2 separate regions of the Mus musculus genome follow, and region 1 is linked to region 2. A link is a loop called in an ENCODE intact Hi-C map of the cell type or tissue named here. Cell type or tissue: heart. All regions are shown on one strand. Region 1 has its middle 13 kb from the start of Gm25401. Region 2 overlaps Mir100hg (Mir100 Mirlet7a-2 Mir125b-1 cluster host gene).

Evidence for each region. A loop is a pair of places that touch in the nucleus more often than their neighbours do. Peaks named below come from ENCODE experiments on the same cell type or tissue, not always from the same donor. Only the 100,000 strongest peaks of a DNase experiment are listed, where the experiment ranks them.
Region 1: a loop joins it to region 2, with 2.5 times the contacts of the local background. A loop is called at or near these places in 4 of 42 quality-filtered maps.

Annotation. Positions count from the first base shown.
Region 1 is chr9:41,325,539-41,328,038 of GRCm38, forward strand. No RefSeq gene overlaps it. Among named protein-coding and RNA genes, the nearest start is that of Gm25401, 13 kb to the right of the region's middle. In heart, no CTCF peak of the experiment used is centred here; a DNase peak (open chromatin) is centred at 1,503; H3K4me3 peaks cover 1,305 bases; H3K27ac peaks cover 1,895 bases.
Region 2 is chr9:41,460,749-41,463,248 of GRCm38, forward strand. All of the region lies in intron 3 of Mir100hg (Mir100 Mirlet7a-2 Mir125b-1 cluster host gene), which reads left to right. Among named protein-coding and RNA genes, the nearest start is that of Mir100, 69 kb to the right of the region's middle. In heart, no CTCF peak of the experiment used is centred here; a DNase peak (open chromatin) is centred at 1,273; H3K27ac peaks cover 1,074 bases.

The sequences.
Region 1 (2,500 bases), 140 kb before region 2:
AGGGTCCCTGCCCTTTTTGCTGTGCCATGGGTCCTCTCTGACCTCTACGATGTCTTGCCATGAGGATGGTTCAGCCATTCCAAACTCTCTTTTTCTCTGGCTTAATCTAACATCTGAGAAATCCATTTGCTCTCTTTCTCGTACATATAAACACCTTGCAGTGTGTATGTGTGTTGGGGAGGGGGGCTCAGCTTTTTTCTTCCCTTAGAGAAAGCATGAAAACAAACAAAACAAGTCCCATGTCTGAACACTCCCAAAATTCTCAGAATTACAGAAAAGGAGGCACGTGTGAGTGACTGAATTTGTTCAAGAGCAGGAGGCAAGGAGATGTTTGTGTAACAACAGCCTCAGACAACAGGACCAACCAGAAGCACAGCATGGCTGTGTCATGGCTACAGGCCCTAGGAGAAGCTGGCTTTCTTGTCAGGTTTAGACAGATACCTTTTGTCAATCATGGATCAATGCTGGCCAGGCAAGCTTTGTCTCAGAGGCTTGCGAGGATAATGTTTCTTTGTAAGCGTAGTTTCTTTTGCCCTTTTAAACTCTAATGTCATTGTTTTTCAAACAAAACTCTGTGTGTGCTTTGCTGGAGCTTGCTGGATAAGTAAGCACTGTCATTTAAATGAGTATTTAATGTTATATAACTGTCATTTGGCACTTATAAACGGGAATCTGAAAATATCAGGTGGATAATAAAATAGATTTCAATATCATTCCTCAAAAAGGAAAGTGCCCTCTGTTTTTGTTGTGAATGCTGTCTGAGGCTTCCCTCCCCACGTCCCCTCTTCCCTGAGTAACAATCTTGTCTTCCAAGACCGTCAGAAAAATAGCCTATTTTTAAATTTTTAGACTTTCTGTCTTAGGGAAAGGGAAAATATTGTATGGAAAGCAACAGTGGCAGCCGCAGCAGCAACAACCACAACAATAAGAAATACCTGCCTTACAGTGTCGGCTGAATGCCCACGGATGCAATGCGCATGTTAGACACATCAGGCTAAAATGGATTCTAAGCGTATTCTTAGATTAGATTTAGTTACACAGCATTTTAGAGAGAGGTGACAGGTAAGCTTTCAAAACTGGTAGGCATTTTAGTTCATTGTAGCCAGAAGTTAAAAATAATTGCAATGAATTTTAAGTCACAAGAAAAACCTTCCTTCTGACCTGGCTCCCAGAGCTGGCTGGAGAAAGGCCTTTATCCAGGCATTTGGGACAGCTCTTTCTTTAGAGAAAAAGCCAGCCGTCTGTTTTTCTTCTCTCTGGGGTAGCTGCCATTTCGGACAGGCAGGCACAAAGCCGGGAACATAATCAAGGGCAGAGAAAACTCACCCCATGTTCTATTTGTCATGCTGACCCGCAGGTCATAACCTGAAAGTTTATGGATCAGGGAGACAAGGCCTCCCTGGAAGTCTGTTTTCTGGGCTTTGGCTGATGCTAAGTTCCTGACTTCTGAAAGAGGGGAGGGTGTGGACTTCCAGGGCTAGCCAGTGGGAAGGAAGTAATATTCATTAAGAGTGTCTCATGCAAGCCGCGCAGGCAAGCATGCTCAGTGTAAATTCTCCCGGAGTCTGTCAGCTATGTTTGAACTCAGTCCAGCAGGGCTGCCTTTACTTTTTTTTTTCCCTACCAGGAAGAATGCTCCATTACATTGTGCTTTGCCTCTCTCTCTCTCTCTCTCTCTCTCTCTCTCTCTCTCTCTCTCTCTCTCTCTCTCAGAAGATCAGTAACAATGTTATTTTCTGATCAGTTCAGTAATACAATGCCCTCTGATGTTCACACCAGCATCTCACTGGAGAAGAAAAGAATGTTGTTGGCTACCTGGGACCAGAAGACTTCTTAGGTCAGTAGAAGCTAATCAAGTACTCTCAAGGCTTCCAGAGTCAGGAGTCGTCTTTTCTTAGTAGTTCAGGGAACTGACAGCAATTTAATTGTCTTTTCAACTGGTGGGTGTTCATATACCAATATTTTTTTTCCCACGCGAACTATGGTTTTCTTATGCTAGAGTGATTTTCCAAAAACAGGGAAAGATATATCTTTGGATTAATTTGCATTTGAAAGAAACTTTTTTTTTTTGGTACAGGAGTTTTCTCTTTCTTCTTTCTCTTTCTTCTCTACTGCAAATTATATGTTTTTCAAGTAAATATTGTGGTGAACCGATGTAGCAGTCACAGTCAAATGTGGATGTGGTTTGCATGGCATTAATTCTTGGCAAGGGTGGCTTTCATGAAGTTAGCTTTTGTGCTGCCAAAGATAGAAGGGAGTTAGCTTATTTCTGTCATTGTTTCTGAAACTTTTGGTAGGTTTGGAGGCTGAATTGAGAACCCTTGGGGATGGGGGGGAGGGGGAGAGAGAGAGAGAGAGAGAGAGAGAGAGAGAGAGAGAGAGAGAGAGAGAGAGAGAAGAGCTTTTTTCCTGTTTAATGTGCAAAAAAATGTCTTTTTAAAAAAATATTCAACTCTCTGCTTCTCAGGAACGACTGTATCTTTTTAAGAGTATGTGTAGT
Region 2 (2,500 bases):
GATAGATCCAGAACACATCTACTAGTGAAGCAAAACGTCCAGAAGCTTTGGGGAGCCTTGAATGTTGAACAAATGCATTGAATGTTCCACCAACTTTCTCTAAGCCAGGGAGCTCTTTGCTCTCCACGCTTACATAAACTTTGAACACTGGTTTATATAACACTGGTGCTTAGAGAGCTCCTTGCCTGTGTAAGAAATCCCAACACAAAAGGAAACCAAGTGGAAAAACAAGGAAAATTCCTCTCGTTTACTCACGGTTTCCCCCCAAGCCAACCTACACAGCTGAAGAACATCTTTGCCCCCTACTGCTTTGAGGCTCACGGGGTATTGTGTATTTGAGAAGAAGGGCTCTTTTGTACCCTGTACGTCAGGTACACCCCCACCGCCAGCACTTAGAATCTTCTACTGCATAAGGTTCTTAAATTTGTGATACTATAAAAATGAACAAGAACAGCCAGGGCTATACAGAGAAACCCTGTCTTGAAAAACAAACAAACAAGCAACCCCCCCAAAACAAAAAAAAACAAAAAAGAATGAACAAGAAGGACTAATTTCTCTTCCCTGTGGAACACAGAATATGAGGAATTCTGGGTATTTATGTGGGAAGGGAGCCTTTACACTGCCTTTTCCCACAAAGGATGTATTTGGAGACAAGCTTAGAAGGAGAGAGACATTAAAGTTGCTTCTTTTAGTCTCATTAAAGATGCACCTGTGTTTTCTTTCTTGCTGTGGCTATTCAAAACTGTTGCGTTCTAGACTGCCGCCAGTCACGTTAGGTGGGTGTTTTCCTTGTTATTGTTTTGGTTTTGTTTTTTAGATGTGGATGGAACTTCAGAAACTGAACTTTGGTCATGCCCTGTCTCAGAGTTCAGAGTGGTTTGCACCTTTCAGCTCCGGCTTCTGAAATCAATGTACAATGTTGAATCTTGGATTTTCGTGGCACATTTCCTGAAAGGTTTATCTCTAGGCCCATCTTGTTTTTTTCTTTCCCTGAGAAAGACCCACATGTAACTTTGTACCCCACCGAGGAAATGTGTGGAACGTTAAGAGGCGAGCATGGTCTCCGTGGCCTCCCTTGACAATGGTGCTTACTTGCAAAGGCCGGAAGAACACAATGGTTCCTGCTTCCTCTTGGGTCCTGCCGGGTTTGGTTTTTGCTCTCCTGCGCCACCTGCTGTCAGGAGCACCACAGGCCTGCTTCCCGGCTTGCAGCCCTAGCAAGCCCGGCAGGAGCCAGAGCCAAACCCTTGGTCCCAGCAGATGTTGCTTAGGCTGCCAGGTTTCTGTCCAGACCTTATCTTTGTTGCCTCGTCTGGCTCCTAGCTCAGAATTCCAGTGTCCCCAAATGACTTGCCTTGCAGTCACGCAGACCCTGAGCTCACTGGCCAGAAGGAAGGAGTCTGCCAGTTTGAGGGCTGCTGAAGGGCAATTCTTGCTAGCTTTCTGAATGTGTGGTCAGTGGAAACTTGCTTTAGCAGTGAAAACGCACAAACATTTCTTTTGAAAGGGCAACGGGCATATGACATTTGTCCTTTAATGGACTTTCATCACATCCTCAATTTGTACCAATTGACAGCCCCCACCCCCCACCCCTACCCCCGTCCCAGTTTTCTCAAGTTTGATTTTTGGTTCATTGTGTTGTTTAAACTCTTGGGACTTTCCTGCATCCTCACCAATGAGTTAGTGATTTTAAACAAAGGACCACAGAGAGAAAAGGTTTGCTTTTCTTGCCTTCCGATGGTTCCCTGTTCTAGTCTGATCAGCTCTTGACAATAGGTTCTTACACATTTGTCCCTTAAACATATACTTACACATGTAATATAAGCATGGCATATTGGAGGCTCACCTCAAAACGTCACTGTAATGCCAAGACTCTAGCTGATCAAAATCCTCTAGGTATCATTTTCGAGGTAGGTCTCACTCTGTAGCATAGGCTAACCTCCAACTTATGGTTCTCCCACCTTAGCCTGTAGAGTGTTGGGATTACAGGTGTACCTCTGTGTCTGTCTCAAACTTCATCTAAAAAATTCTTTGCTATTTGTCTATCAAAAGGGAAAGGTGGCCCCGAGATCTCAAATGCTCATTTCCAATTTAATTCCTTAAATAAAGCTGACTTTGTAGAATGGCTGACTTCTGCAGTTACTCTGATAAGCGTGAGGCACATGACCAGCAATTGTTTTTTGAAATTAGAAGGGAAAAAATAAAACTCAGAAATATATGCATAAAAGAGACTTGAGATAAACGCAAGTCAGAACTTCCTGAGAGCAAAGGTTACATGATACTCTTGGGAAAGAGAAGAAGTGAGTGGCTGTGCCAGCAAGAGCCCTCGAGCGAGGGGGCACATTCATTTTGCTCAGTAAGCACTTACTAAATTCCTGCTCTGTGTTAGCACTGGGAGGTGCTGGTGTTAAGTACAGCAACTGACCACTGGGAACATAGAGGACAAGCAGACAATTTCCATATACTTTTTTTAAATGGCTGGGAGAGAGCATGATGTCCA